Regions from separate parts of the Mus musculus genome. Here region 1 is linked to region 2. The links are chromatin loops, found by intact Hi-C in ENCODE. Cell type or tissue: left cerebral cortex. All regions are shown on one strand. Each heading gives the region's core, and the rest is flanking DNA. Links, peaks and the distances in the headings are about the cores only.

The links. A loop is a pair of places that touch in the nucleus more often than their neighbours do. Peaks named below come from ENCODE experiments on the same cell type or tissue, not always from the same donor. Only the 100,000 strongest peaks of a DNase experiment are listed, where the experiment ranks them.
Region 1: it touches region 2 in a loop (2.4-fold over the local background); 25 of 42 quality-filtered maps call a loop at or near these places.

What each region holds. Positions count from the first base shown.
Region 1 is chr11:67,428,044-67,435,683 of GRCm38, reverse strand. No RefSeq gene overlaps it. Among named protein-coding and RNA genes, the nearest start is that of Gm40029, 81 kb to the right of the region's middle. In left cerebral cortex, for the core only: a CTCF peak has its summit at 3,596 (motif pointing right); DNase peaks (open chromatin) are centred at 1,878 and 4,543.
Region 2 is chr11:67,649,393-67,657,032 of GRCm38, reverse strand. Gas7 (growth arrest specific 7) reads right to left here. Exons shown (of 14, transcript NM_001109657.3): 5 at 4,121-4,174. Among named protein-coding and RNA genes, the nearest start is that of Rcvrn, 42 kb to the left of the region's middle. In left cerebral cortex, for the core only: a CTCF peak has its summit at 4,519 (motif pointing left); DNase peaks (open chromatin) are centred at 3,504, 3,976, 4,514 and 5,042; H3K4me3 peaks cover 675 bases; H3K27ac peaks cover 3,561 bases.

The DNA of each region.
Region 1 (7,640 bases), core at 1,550-5,549, 220 kb after region 2:
GTCAGCTCATCATGGAATACTCAGTTTGTACATCAAATTACCAATCTGGAAAGGCGAGAAGAGGTCTAACTGGCTCACACTTCAGAGAGTGTGGAGGCTGAGAGCAAGCCCTCTTCCCTGGTTAGAACCCCAGCTCTGGGGAGCTAGCTCTAAGCAGCACATTGATTCTCTAATCCAGTAGTTCTCAACCTCCCTAACGCTGTGACCCTTTGATGTAGTTCCTCATGTTGTGGTGACCTCCCAACCATGAAATTATTTTGTTGCTACTTCATAACTGTAATTTTGGTGCTGTTAGGATTCGTAATATAAATACCTGATATGCAGGATATCTGATATGAAACCCCTGTGAAGGGACTCATTTGACCCCCAACGTGGTCTTGTACCACAGGTTGAGAATTGCTGATCCAATCCACTCTGGATTTAGCCATTCAGGAAGGCAGGGGGCAAAACTCATGACCCACTCACCTCCCTGAGCTCCCACTTCTCAACACGTCTACACTGGAGACCATGTTTACGGCATTTGGAATTCTAGGGGGCATATTCACATCAGAACTTATTGCTTAATCAATGTCATCTACTGCCAGGGTTATAGAGGCACATTACAATTCCTGGGCTGGATATTGCCCAGGCTTGGACCAACTTGGGATGAAGGTGAGTCTGCTTTAGCCCTAGGTAACTTTTTAAAAAAACTTTTTAAAAAATCATGTATATGATATGATATATTATATATTTAATGTTTAAACATCTATTTGTTTTTATTTGTATGAGTGTACTGACTGTATATATGCACACGAACCATGTATATGCCTGGTATCTGCAAGGATCAGGATTCTCTGGAACTTGAGTTGCAGTTTGATTTTGATTTGCTATTTGAGTACTGGAAACCAAGTTCTGTCCTCTGCAAGAACATCAAGTGTTCTCTCTCTCTCTCTCTCTCTCTCTCTCTCTCTCTCTCTCTCTCTCTCGGTTTTCTTGGCTGCTCTGGAACTCACTCTGTAGACCAGACTGGCCTCGAACTCAGAGATCCACCTGTCTCTGCATCCCGAGAGCTAGGATTAAAGGTGTGCGCCACCACTGCCTGGCAGCAACAAGTGCTCTAACCACTGAGCAATCTCTTCAGTGTCTATGATTAGTTTTTAAGACAGTGCTTCACCATGTAGGCCTAACTGGGCTAGAAAATCTTATGGAAATTAGGCTAGCTTCTAATTCAAAGACATCCATCCACCTGTCTCTGCCTCCCAAGCTCTGGGAGTAGAGGTGTGCATTGCTACTTTCTGCCTAAAGTTCTTACATTTTTAATTATGTCTATATATGTATGGGTTTATGAGCACCGGTACAATGGCCCAGGAAGCCCAAAGAAGGCAACAGATTCTCCCAGAGTTAGAGTTAGAGGAAGTTATGAGCCGCTTGATAAGGGTGCTGAGAACTGAACTTGGGTCCTCTGGGAGAATAGTAAGTGCTCTCAGCTGCTGAGCCATCTCTTCAGTCCTTAGGAAACGTTTGAACAGCCAGCATATTCTTCTCCAATTGGGACCTCATCAATTCTACCACATGACGGTTCTTAACATTGACTCCCCTTTGCACAACCCTTGCTGATCACCTGTGGGTGATTCTTCTCCAAGACAGCAGAGATAGGCTTCTCTGAGCTGCACTGCTCACTAGATAGATCAGCAGCTTACTGCCACACTCCTTGGCTCTCCGCTTCCCCTGTAAGAGTCCCTATCTGTATAGTAGTTACTCTACCAAGACTGATGAGCTCGCTAAATTCTGCATTTTAAAAGCCGGCTCTGTGGAATTTTGCAAGAGCAATGGCTTCTATTTTTAAAGGGGCTGTTTGGTTTTTTTTCCCCTTCTGATCATTAACATGTGAAATTTGTATCCAACAGAGCCAGTTTGGAAAGCCCAGCTGCAGCGTAGAGCCTTCCCAGATCATGCGGAGCTAGGTGAAGGTTGCCCAGAGTGGGATCCCGTCTATTGGTGTTCTGGTGCTTCCTTATAGAATTGAGAGAGGCACAGCATCTAAGAGAAGGTCGGGTGGACTCTTTCATGTGTATGGAACCTGCAGATTCAGGAATACAGTTGCTATGACAAGATGAGATTAGATTGCTCTCGTTGGCTCCACACTGGATAATTCAAAGAACAATAATCCTTGTGTTCAAATTAGGCTGAAATCACAGTCTTACTTCCCTGTGATTAGTTATAATAGGTTCATATGAACTTGGTAGCTAAAAACAAAATACAAACACTCCCCTAGAGTTTGGAAAGCAAGAACATCGAACACAGTTTGATTCTGGTGACGTAAAGATGTTAGGACATCTCTGCTCCCTTCAGAGGCATTGGGACCCCTTCCATAAGTGCTTCTGCAAAGCAACGCCTCCTTCTCCCTGAGTGCTTTACTCTTCCACAGTCTCCGAGAGAGAACATAGGCTGCAGCAGAGGGCAAAGCCAATTCCCTATCAGGCAATAGAGACCCTCCAAGAAGAGTAACATGTACCTCTACTATTCTGGAGGTTCCTAGTATTCTAGGATGTGAGGTTGCACAGCTCTGGTCTGTGTCTCGTGTGTGTGAGTGTGTGTGTGTGTGTGTGTGTGTGTGTGTGTGTGTGTGTGTGTGTGGTGTTGTTTGAATATGCTCATGGGTGCTTGCCCACGTAGCTACATGTGTATGTATGTGGTTGTGGAGGACAGAGGTTGACATAGGTCATCTTCCTCAGTCAACAGCATCTCCCACAGAGCTCAGCGACTCTGCAAGCTCCAGAGATGTCTGCTGCCATGCTGAAGAACCAAAATCAGGTCATCCTGCTTATGATTCTAGCACCTTACCGACTGAGGTGTCTCCTAAGCCTCCTTGGCTTCTTTACTGTAAAGAGGCAGAGGGATGGTACATGTATGGCCAGCTTGGGCTATTCACTGAGACCCTGTTACCAAACCAAAGCAAAGCAGACAAAACAAAACAGCAAAAAGCAAGCAAGCAACCAACCAGCCAACCAACCAAAAAAAAAAAAAAACAAAAAACAAAAAAAACAAAAACAAACAAACAAACAAAAAAAAACAACCAAACATAGCCCAAACTAACCAATCAAGCAACCCAAGGACTGGAGATGTAGCTCAGTGTAGAGGCAAGGCCCCGAGTTTGAACTTCAGTGTTAAAAGCAAAGAAACCAACCAAAAGGGTACACGTGATGGCATTTAGGACCTATCCCAGCATCCCAGGCTCCATATTCAGCATCCTTCCTCGGTCCTATCTCCAAAGGCTTGCTTTTTCCTTCTTTCCTTCCCTCCTACCTTCCTTCCCTTCTTTCTGTGTACATAATAAAACATGTGACCAGAATTAATATGCCTACCACAATGGCCCAGGAAATTTGGGCAGCATAGAGCAGGTTAAGAAGTAAGACTTTAGCTGGTGTGGTGGTAGGTACGTACAGTCCCGACTACTTGGAAGGAAGAAGGAGGGTTGCATCAGCATAGGTGTTCCTGGCCAGTTTGGACTTCTTGGCAAGATACCATCTCAAAAACAAACAAGCAAAATGTTTATTTTGCCTGCTTATATGTCTGTGCACCGTGTGCATGCAGTACCATCAGAGGCCACGAGAGGGTGTCAGGACCCCTGGAACCGGAGTTACAAATGCTAGGAAGAGGACTGGGAATGGAACTGAAAGACCAGCCAGTGCTTTTGTAACTAAGGAGCCACCTCTTCAGTCCCAACAAAAATACTTCTAGATTTGCATTCATACTCCTGAGGGAGGGTTCTACCAGCTGCAGTAGATGGGGTTTTACCCTAAGCTGCAGCCTCTAATTCCTTGAAGACACTGGGGAAGGGCTTTGGGGCTCAGGCACCTGAGTCTTGGCAGAAGGAACATGGAGGGTAAGAGTCTTACATCCCTTTGCTATGGCTTAAAATTCTCCTTTGATTTGAGTCACTGGTGCATACGTTGATGACAAGCAATACAGAACGCAGCGTATCATCATTTACCATAATATATTAATTATGTTAATTTCCAGACAGACTGTTACTATGTAGCCTACATTAGCCTTAAAATTGAAATCCTCCTGTCTCTACTTCCTGAGGGCTGGGATTTCAGGTGTCTATCACCACATTTAGCTGAAAACACGACTTTGAAGTTGCCAAGTTCAAATGACTCTCTTACTCCATCCAGATCACTGCCTTGGGGCCCCCACCTCAGATTCTCTCTGTATTTATTTAAATTACTTTTGAAATGTTAATCACCGCATGTTAATAAACAAAGTAATTATTCTTGATGTTCCACGCGGGCGCCATTTATTAAAGAGAGCCGATATTATTCATGATTTCACCAGGAAACTAGAGATCCATGAACAGGCTAATGTGCTCTTCTTATGAAATTACCAGGACATTTTCCTGTTGCATAATCAGTAAATTAGACGCGGGATTATCACATTTCAGTGGGAAGGTGCGGGAGTCACTTCTCAGGGATCTGATTAGTGCTTTCACAGCGGGAGCTTTCTCTTGCAAGGCTTTGGGGAGAAGGGGGTTAGCTGGGGGCGGGGTTGGCGGGAGCGGGGGAGGGGGCGGGCATGGTGCTTTACCAACCGAACTCCGTGTAACTTGGCAAGTTTTGGAGAAGTGTGCATAACCATCAAGGGGGTGGGCGGAAGCAGCATTTACGCGGATCTGCTTTGCAGAGACTCAGGTTTGTGCCACCTAAGGCCTCCTGCCCACCTGGCACACATCTGCTCAGGCCTGCTGTTGCTCTCAAGTTATGGATACTAGCCAGGAATGGCTCCTCTGGCTGAATGGACTGAAGGAGCCAGAGTATTAGGAGGCATGACAGCTCCCGGGAAGGGTGTGGAGAGGCAGAGTGGGCCGAGGTATCAGAATTGTGGCAGGGCAGGGGAGTGGGTTTGAATATCCTCAAAGGGTTTTGTGGTTGTTGCTTATTTGAGACAGGGTTTCTCCTAGCTGAGGCTGGCCTTGAACTTCTGACCCTATTTCTACCTCCCAAGAGCTGGGATTACAGAAATGTGCTGTTGTGAGCAATTTTTGTTTTTTGTTTTCTCCTTCCTTCCTTCCTTCCTTCCTTCCTTCCTTCCTTCCTTCCTTCCTTCCTCCCTCCCTCCCTCCCTCCCTCCCTCCCTCCCTCCCTCTCCTTCCTTCCTTCCTTCCTTCCTTCCTTCTTTCTTTCTTTCTTTCTTTCTTTCTTTCTTTCTTCCTTTCTTTCTTGGGAGGGGGGAGGGGTCGGAGACAGGTTTTCTCTGTGTAACCCTGGCTATCCTGGAACTGACTCTGTAGACCAGGCTGGCCTCAAACTCAGAAATCTGCCTGCTTCTGCCTCCCAAGTGCTGGGATTAAAGGTGTACGCCACCACTGCCCGGCTTTATTTTTGTTTTATCAGACCAAGTCTTTTACTGTAGCCCAGGCTAGCCATGACATTAATCTCATGGACCTTTCTTTTGGTATCTTATTCCCCAACCACACCAGGGTGAAAGATGTGACTGGCTCTGCATTCCTCACAAAGGGCCTCCATCACTCTTGCTTCCTCTGCCTGCTTTCCACTGATCTTTGAGTTAAAAGAGCAACCAGAGGTACTCCCCTCCTTTCTGCAACACTTCTGCTATCAAACACCAAATGCTTCAGGGAGAGGGCCATGAGGAAGTCGGGTGCTGCTGAAGAGAGAGAGACACAGGACCTGAGAGAGGAAGACATGACTGCATTGAGTCATGAGAGATTTCAGTACTGGAGTTGGGAGTGGGGAAACAGAGATTCAGGCTCAGCAACTTGAGCAGTCTGCTCTGGACCCCATGGGGCTCTTTGGGGCCTTTCCTGATTTACAAAAGCATTCACTCTTAGGCAAAACCAAGGTGTGGATAGAAATGGACTCTGGAGTCAAACCCACCGCCTACAGCTGTAAGGCTTGGCTCTGTCCTGTGATGATATTAACTGTCAAGTTGACAGACTCTAAAAATGGCCTAGGAGATGGGCCTCTGGCTGTATCAGTGAAGGACTATCTTGATTGCCTTACCTGATGTGGGAAGGCCTACATAAGTAATTATTTAGACTTATTTGTTTTATTGCATAGGCATGAGTGTTCTGCCTTCATATATATGTGTGTGTGTGTGTGTGTGTGTGTGTGTGTGTGTGTGTGTGTGTGTGCCATATGTGTGCCATATATGTGCCCTATGGAAGTCAGAAGGCAGAGGAGTCCCTGGAACTGGAGTTACATAGGTGTTTGTGAGCCACCATAAGGGTGCTGGAAATTAATCCCAGTTCCTCTGCAAAAGCATCAAGTGCCTTTAACCCCTGAGCCATTTCTCCAGCCTGGAAGACCCATCTTAATTATGGGCAGGGCCATGCACGGGGCTAGGGAAACTGGACCATACAAAGCAGAAAGCCAGATGAGCACACATGTGTGCATCCATCCTGCATGGCTTCCTGGTTGTGGATGCTGTCTCGCCAACTGCTTCAAGCTCTTGCTTCATCTTCCCCCATGTGACAGGCTGTGCCCTTGAACTGTGAGCCAGAATAAACCCCTTCTCCCTTAAGTTGGAGTGTTTTATCGCACCCTCAAGAAAAGAAACTAAGATATCCTTTCTAAAGTGGAGGTAGCATCTCTCTATTGGGGCACAGACAGAAGGGCCGTAGGCTCCCATCCATCTTCATCTGCTTGTGGTGTGGCAGCAAAATGCTTCAGACCATGACGTTTATAAACAATAGAAGTTTATGTCTTAACATTCTGGAAGCTAGGAAGTCAAGGCAAATACCCCAGTACTTTTCATGTCTATTGAGGGCTCCCCTACTCCTATAGATGGTGACTGCCATGACTTCCTGTGGAAGAGGCCAGACCTAGTCAGAGTCAAAATGCCCACTTTTTATGCTCAACTCATTAAGGCTCTACGATCAATACACGAATGCGAAGCATTCAGGCCCAGCGGATCTGTCCACCGGATCCACGTTGACATAATGCCTGTCCCCTGTGGTGGCTCTTGATATCAACCTCACTCCAGCACAGAGTTCGATTCCAGCATTAGCTCCCCCGGTCCCTTTTTTCACCTAGCTCTGCTCTGCCTTCTTAGCTTTGCAGGTGGACACTGCTGACTTACACCTGGGGACCAGTTAGAAGAACAGGAAGTCAACTCCAGGAGGCAACAATCCCAGACCTGGGGAGTCCAAGAGGAATTTTCCAGGAGACCTTGACTGGCAGACCCAAGGAAAAACTTGTTATCCTCTAGGTACCTCACGTTGGACTTTGGCCTTTAGTTCCAAGTGAATGGTGGATAAGAGATGAGGTGGGTGGGGTGGAGTGTGGGGGTTTGGAAACCTTGAGTGCCCCCTGCTGGCTAAGGCTGAGAATGTAAACAAGGGACCTGGCATAAAACTGGAGCTGTTCCAACATTCTATTTCACTCCTCCAAGGCTCTGGGCCCACTCCACAGATGTGGCCAGGGCTCTTTTGTCTTCTTCGGGCCTCTATGGAAGCTGGGGGCACCTGTTCGAAATCCCTGGCCTCCAATGTGGTTTTCCTTGATTAATTTTAAAGGAAGATTTTATTACTTGTCAATACTTAAACATCTGATTTGACACACACATTTAGAGATGGAGTTTCTCTTTAAAAATGTGCTCTGATGTCAAGCTTAGACTCCTGTGTGACCACATTACCTAGAACA
Region 2 (7,640 bases), core at 2,462-6,461:
GAAGCCAAGCCTGACTATAGGTGTGTCCCCACACTGGGGAATGGGGGAGGGGAGATGAATGCATCTGGAGGGAGGGAGAGTCCACAGCAGTGGAGGGAACCTTGAGGGCAGTGAAATGAAGTCACCCCCAGGAAGCAATCAGGGCAGAAATGTCCATCTGCGAAAATGGCGCAGACCTGCACAGGGCAGGGAACTGAGGCACAGAGGCTGACAGGCCAGTCACAAGTGGTCCAAGTCCTCATGCTGACTCTGCCCCTCTGACCTTCAGGCCTCATAGCCAGGCTCCTGTGTCGCCAAACCACAAGGCTCCATTAGCAGGACTGCGGTGCTCAGGCAGGAAGAGGAAGTGGGACATGTCCTTCCCCGATACTTCCATGGGTAGATTCCTTCCCTCTCCTGGTGATTTCCAGGCAACTTATAGGAATGCACAGCTGCACCCCTGGGGAAAGGTGTGTCTTCTCTGAAAGCCTTGGGAACAATGAGGGCCTCCGACCCTCCTGGCCGTACACAGTAGACAGCCCAGGGATCTGTTTTATGCTCAGCATGAGCTAATCATGCCCCAGGTGCTTACCATGGGTGAACTCACGGACTCCTCATAACAGCCATGGAAGGCACTGAGCACAGAGAGGTTAAGTGACCTAACACAGAATGCTCAGCTCGTATGTAATAGTGGAGCTATGGCTTGAATCTAGACTAGGACTCTGGGTCTAGACTAGGATCCTAAACCCTGTCCCACATGACTTGTCCTATACCCTGGGGCAAAGTGTAGGTAGGCCCTACTCATGGCCAAGGCAGGGCTAAGCAGGAAGCAGAACGGGGGGGGGGGGGGTGCCTGTCTCTCTGTGTATGTGTGTGTATGTGTCTGTGTATGTATATGTGTGTGTGTATATATGTGTGTGTGTGTCTGTGTATGTGTGTATATGTGTGTGTGTATGTGTGTGTGTGCATGTGTGTGTGTGTAGGTGGGTGGTATGGCCCCTCCCACCAACTCCTCTGGGGATCCTTTGCCTCACCCACAGACATGTGGGAAAACACCTTACCCCTATAGCTGGGATGCTTCCTCTGCAGTGGATGCTCAGTTGAGACATTCTGCAGGATCATGAGGACTGCTCCCAGACACTCTTCGAGGCACAAAGGGAGCAACGGCAGCTGATGAGGCACCTAGCTAGGCCACCCACGTGTGACCCACCCACAGGGCCCGACGTGGGAAGCTGGGGCAGCGATGCCTGTGTCCCAGGGGAGGGCTTTAGTCAGTGTCTTTACAGCCTGCAGAGTTACATGGTTTGGGAACTCCGGCTGCAGCTAAGTACTCCGTGTGCCTTTCTCTGGCTTGGTAAGTGAGAAGATAGGAGAGGCCCCCACATGGCTCTCCTCCAGCCACTTGCTCCCTCCCAGGATGCCATGCCTCCAGACCGGTTACACTGCGCATCCAAATGAAGGGCCACAAGGTCCTCTAATTCCTCTGTCCTGTGCCTGGTGCTCTCCCTGTCACTGTTGCTCGAATCCCCTACAACCTGATGTGTCAAGTTTGTGCCGAGGGCAGTGAGCAGCCATTAGTGTCTGTCACTCTCAATCAGACGGCTCCCCGCCCCCACCTGCCAGCCCAGAACTGCTGATGGCAGGGACGAGGCCCAGGCATGGCTGCCAGCCCTTCTGCTGCTGCCAGCTTCTCTTCTAAACTAGCTTTGGGCCACTAAGCTTCAGATCCAGCCCAGTCCTTGCTCTCTGATCGAGGATATGCACCCAGGGCTGGCAGGGCCTGGCAACGCTGCCTTCCAGATTAGATGGGAGGGAAATTGCTCACCACACACTCCCATATTCCCTGAAGTAGGGAAGCTGGTGTCTCAGCCTCCTAGAAATGGGGCCATCCCATCCTCTGAAGAAGTGCTGCGTTCTATAGGGTTTGAACATGGAGCTATGGGCTCCGTATGGAGACATAGTCCTGGGTGAGGGAAAGGATGGTTCAGGTCACCAGCCTGAAGGGACATGGGGTAAGAGTATCCAAGGGGTGTATGTGTAAGCGCCCAGGTTGGCATCAGGGAGGCTTGGATTCCAGTCCTGAATATTCTTTGTCACTTGCTGTGACTTATAGCCAGTCTCTCCTTGGCTCAGTTTCCTCCAGAAGTAGTGAAAGGAAGGCACTTTTCTGTCCTTGTCCCAGAGAAAGCAACTGCTAATATGTCTCAGAGTCCTCACTTTAAACAGTGTCCCAGAAGCCATGATAGCAGCTCTGTGCTGCAGACCATCCTAGAGATGCGCTGATACAGGCCAGAGGGAAGGACCAGGCAGGAGGGTACAAGGTGAGCCAGCCAATGAGAATCTCACGGCCATACTCAGAAACTCTGAGTGAAAGGACCCAGTAGGGGCCTGACTCTGGTTGGGCTCCATCACTGTGTGTCTCTGAGACAACCAGCCAGCCCACTCCTTACTCCTGATTTTGTTTTTAGATCATGAAAATGTCTCTCTCTTATTTGCTCTTCTTCCTTTCTCCCCATTTCTAACCGCCCTGAGACGCTGTCACCTTGCTTCAGCCTTTGGTAACAGTGTGAGACATGGGGTCCAGGCCTCCAGAAGCCCAAACCTGGGGCCTGCCTAAGGCCTGCCAGATTCCTTGAGATTCTCTAGGAAGAGAGGTTGTGGTTGCAGCAGGCTAAGTTCCCTAACCCAGTTTCCAGGAGACACAAGGAGGTCAAAACAGGCTGATGACCCGCGGGCCCTAAGTCAGCTCAGGAAGGGTACTGCCAGTGGGCAAGAGCTGAGGTTTCAATCTTGATGCTTCCTAGTTAGGTGAGCCTCAACATAGTGCCCGCCGGCCACTCTATTCCACTTTCCTCATGTGTGGACCGTGTGATGACCACACTGTTGCATACTGAGCACAAAGTGTGTGCTGGACTCTATTCTAGGTACTTTACAATTGTGGACCGATTCGTTCCCGACTCCACTTGCCCATACCTGAGGCCCTCACCATCCCTGCTCTGCAGACAGAGACAGACACCAGAAACCACTGGGGAACTTGCTCAAACTTTGCCTTAACTTTGTAAATGGCATAAGTGAGATTCTGGCTTTAGAGTCCAGGTGTATAATCACTGCAGGGTTGATTCCATTAACTACAGCTCCCGCAGGAGGAGGCAAACAGAAACCCTGGGAGTAGTCCTGGTGTGTACGCAGTGGACACCAAGGTGTCAGCGGGCATTGCAGTTGCTCTTACTGCTTGTTTGGCTTTCTCGTCCCTGCGAAGCAGGATGGTCCACCAGGGCAAGCACAGCAACACATCCAGTTGGTTTTTATCTTTGCAGAGGTAGTCAGAGCAGCTCAGAATAGGGCGACAAGGAGCCCAAGACAGCATGTCCCCGTGTGCGTCTCCCCCACGCTTGTGCCAAGATAGCAAAACTGAATAGACCTCACTTCTCAAATCTCTACTGTTGGCTAAGAATCTGAACAGCTCCCTTCTTAGAGTACAGGGATGCTGTTGCCTGAGAATCTAAGCTGCTGCCTGAGAATCTAAGCTGTTGCCTGAGAATCTAAGTAACTCTTTCCTTAGAGTAGAGAGACGTCCTGGCCTTAGCGCATCAGAGGGTGTGAAGGGAGGAGTTGGGGACCCTACTCCAGCCCTACAGGGGTATCTGGCCAGAGCTGGGGGGCAAATCCCTGAGAGTTTAGGCAGGAGCTTCTCTCATCAGGGACTCCCAGAAATGCTATTTGCAGGGAGCTCTCTCTTGCTTTTAACTTTGACATCTTCCAGAAGTTTCCCTGCAACAAAAGCAGCCCCGTGGTGGCTGTAATTTCCATGTCACATCTCTGCACACAGCACACTCCACCCCCTTCAACTCGCTCCCCCACAAGCACCTTCTCCTGCCCACCACACAGAAACAGCTTCTCCCTGGTTACAGCCTTCTGCCCTCCTCCACCCCTTCACCAGAAGAGTGCAAGTGAAATGGGAAACTGACAGAGGGAGGGAATGGGGGCAACTTCAGCTAAAATCCAAGATTTGGCTGCAACTTCTCTGTTTCCCAGTGAGCATCGATTCTGGTTGGCGATCCACGTTGCCATGGCAACAACCCCAGCTGTGGCCCAAAGCCCCAGCCCTGGAGCCCTCCCCGCCCACAGTGAGCCCACTTACGGTGATGGTGTTTTCCTTGCTCTGTTTCCTGCCTGGCGATGAGGATCCCAGGTTCTGGGGAGAGAGGTGAGACCCATCATCAAAGCTGTTCTCCATGTTGGACATTTTTTTCCCCATCCCCGTTGTTCCCCAGGTGGGTGGAGGGATTGGTTAAGAACCCTGAGGTGGGGAAGTTCAGGGGTGTCAGCCTGTCGTTAACTCCTGAGTCACCATATTCTGGGTTGGGGCAGGCAACAGCATCTTAGAGCCCAAGCTGCTCCAGAGTGCTCAGGCTCCAAGCAAAGTGGAGGAAGGCTGAACCCAGACTCCAGAGAGCCACAGCAAACCAGGTCTCCCTTCCTCTCCTTTCCAACTGGGATTTGGAGAGTTAACCCCTCCACTGCCCTCTGCTGGTAACCAGACCACGTTGCGGAAGCATGGGAGTGGAATGACAGGGGAGCAGAGAGTTAAGGCAGATTGTAGGCCACCTTCCCCGCCCTCCCCCAGGCACAGAGGACTCAGCACGTGACATCTCATTCTGAACGTGCCCCCATCCCCCCGAGTCCATAATGTCAGACGGTGAACGAACATGGGCTCTGCCCAGCCACCTTGGCAGTGTACCTGGAAGCCACAGTGACTTCCCATATGCACAGCATCCTTCTGGGTGCCTTTTATATACTGTCCCCATCGTCAGCAAGGAAACCAGAGTCCTAACTACCCGTGCACTCCTAGGTGACCGTCAGAGTCCCACAATTGTGTTGGTGGAGATGGCCAAGAACAGCCAGCTTAAAAAAAAAGGCACATTTAACACATGAGACTATTCAGTTCTGAGACTTTAGAAGTTGTGCTCAGGATTCAACTCCACAGCTCCCCAGACAGAACCCTGAGATGTCACTTGTCCTGGGTCTCACGAGGCCCTTGAACACAGCTCCCTTGAGGTACTGTGGATAACTACTCTGTGTGTTCTGGGGTTGGCATGGGTCCAAAGGTATGAAGGGCTTTACCATGGCGCCTCAGGGAAGCCAGATGATTCCACCCGTCCTCAAGCCACATGGTCTGGGACGCAGGCAAGGTGAACCCCTGGGGTGGGCTGTTCTGACCTCAGCAAGCCAGGCCAAAAAGAGCGCATCCTAGACATGTACAGACTTCCTGCCCTGATCTGACCAATAAAGAGCCTGTTCGTAGAAAACTCCCATCCTTAGCTCTCTTGCTGAAAAGTAGTCTCGAGGAGCATCCATTTCAGGGATGACTAACTTTGAGATGAAGGCCGTGGAACTGACTTCTTGGAACCTCAGGTTTTCCATCTGTAAAATGGACCGTTCTTACACTGCTCCAGTCAGTCCCAGGCCTGAGCGGCTGGCTGGAGACTTCACTGGAGGCACACTGACCTGACCAGCTTTCAGTCACTTTATCCAGTCACCTGTGCTTGTAGTAACTCCTCTGCCACCCTGACATGCTGTGGACCGACCTCAAGCTTGTGACCAACAATATCTTCTATATGTATTTCTAATCCACCGCTGTATCCAGCTGGCCTGGCCTGTACCCTTCCAAGCTACCATTGCCCTTCAGGGACATTCACTAGAAGTGCCCAGTACAGACGACAAGCAGAGGATGCACAACAAGAGCCCTGGGTGGCAGCTATCAAGAAGGAGCGGGAACAAGAGTCTCTCTGTGGTTCTTCCACACAGAGACACTGACCAAGCCCATACCTGCCAAGAAAGGGGCAGACCTGCCTCAGGGTTAGATTCTCTTCTTTGCAAGTCTCCCCGTCAGGGACCAATATTACACTGTTACTCTCCTTGTGTGCCTGATGTAGCCCAGGATTGGTGGTGGGCAGGAAGGGGACCAGTGGCGTTGGCCGGAGTCTATCTATGGCTGCTGTTGCTACCGTGGGTATAAAGGACCAGAAGGCAAGAAACCCTAGAGGAGTCACCCTCTGCTGGGGGGGGGGGGGTTGTTTGTTACTCTTCACCGATAGGAATGCAGAGTCCTAGAAACAGCTAATTCCAAAGACAGAGCGTCAGAGTCCTTTCTGTACCAGCAGGTGCAAGAGAACTCAAATACTGATGGAAATATGACAAAAGGTCAAAGGAACTGGTCTAAGATGACCCCCATAGTCCTCATGGGGGACCGCCTGAGCTCAATAGTAATAATGACCACAAGGGAGTCACTCCACAGCGGTCAGAGGGAACACACCATTCCGGGAGGATACCCATGACAATCTACATAGAGTTTACCACTCGGAAATCCCAGTGTCAAAGGGACTTCGGTTGTGATCCTCACTGATACTCAAGGCACAGAGTGGTTATGGTCAGGAGGCAGGACAGTCACAGTGTCACACTGGTGTCCCCTGGGCTACCCATCCATCAGAAAGGGAAACAAATGAAAAAAATCTGTAGTTATTACAGTGACCCAGGGCCTCCCCAACAGGGGGCAGACCTGCGACTGTGTGCCTCCCTGGAGATGCAACAGCCAGCAAGCAGCCAGCTCACCCCATACAGAACGCCTGTCAAACGACAAGCCTAGGTCCAAGCATGAGAAAGCAAACAGACTAAGAATGTAGGTTGGCCTACAAGACAAGGAACGACCTGGAGTCTTCAAAACAAGCTAGAAGTCAGTGTGAGGGCAGGCAAAAGAAAAGCCATGGGGCATCAGCCTAGACAAAGAGACTGGAGCAGACAAGGTGACAAAAGCGCCCGGCTCCTGGTATACAAGTCAGCAGTGGGAATCAAAGTTGAGCACACTCAACAGAGACATCAAAAACATCGGAGAGAAAGCAGTCAGCCAGTAAGAACTGCATAGAGCCGACCTGCTTGTAGATAAAGCACCATTTAAAAAAAAAGTCTGGAGTCAGAAAGTAGGCTAGTAGCAGCCCATGGCTTTGGGGGAGGCCTAGAGGGATGTGAATTCTCTACAATCCATTGTGATGCAAGATGCACACAAGGAGCACTCTAAAAACAACCAAGAATGCTTGGTGAGCACCACCCCCACTTCCCTCTTCCCTCCCTCCCCCTCCCTCTCTTTGCTTCCTGGGGATTGGATGTTGATCACTCCCCTTATAACCTACTGAGCTGTAGTCCCAGACTGTATTTTAAATGATGGAAGTGTATAATAATTAGTTGCATCTCAACACATGAGATGATGAGGTAGATAGACAGTCAGACAGACAAAGGAAGGAGAGAGAGAGAGAGAGAGAGAGAGAGAGAGAGAGAGAGAGAGAGAGAGGTGGACGGACAGACAATGATAGACAGGGCTAAAGAGGCAAAGTAATCAACGTTTTCATATCAAAAACTTGAATGGCTCTTGACCTGGGGAGAAAAGCTGGTATAAAAGGCATTTGGGGGACCATTAAAGAATTAGAATCTAGAATGCACATGATAGATAATATTATTGGACTTGTGTTTTTTTGGGGTACTGTAATGGTACTCTGATACCTTTTCCACTTGGTTTACAATTAGAAATACTTATATTTAGGGCATTAGTAACCTATGGTCTTAGGAGCTGAGGCAGTGCTCAGTACCAAAGTTACAGTTATGAAGTA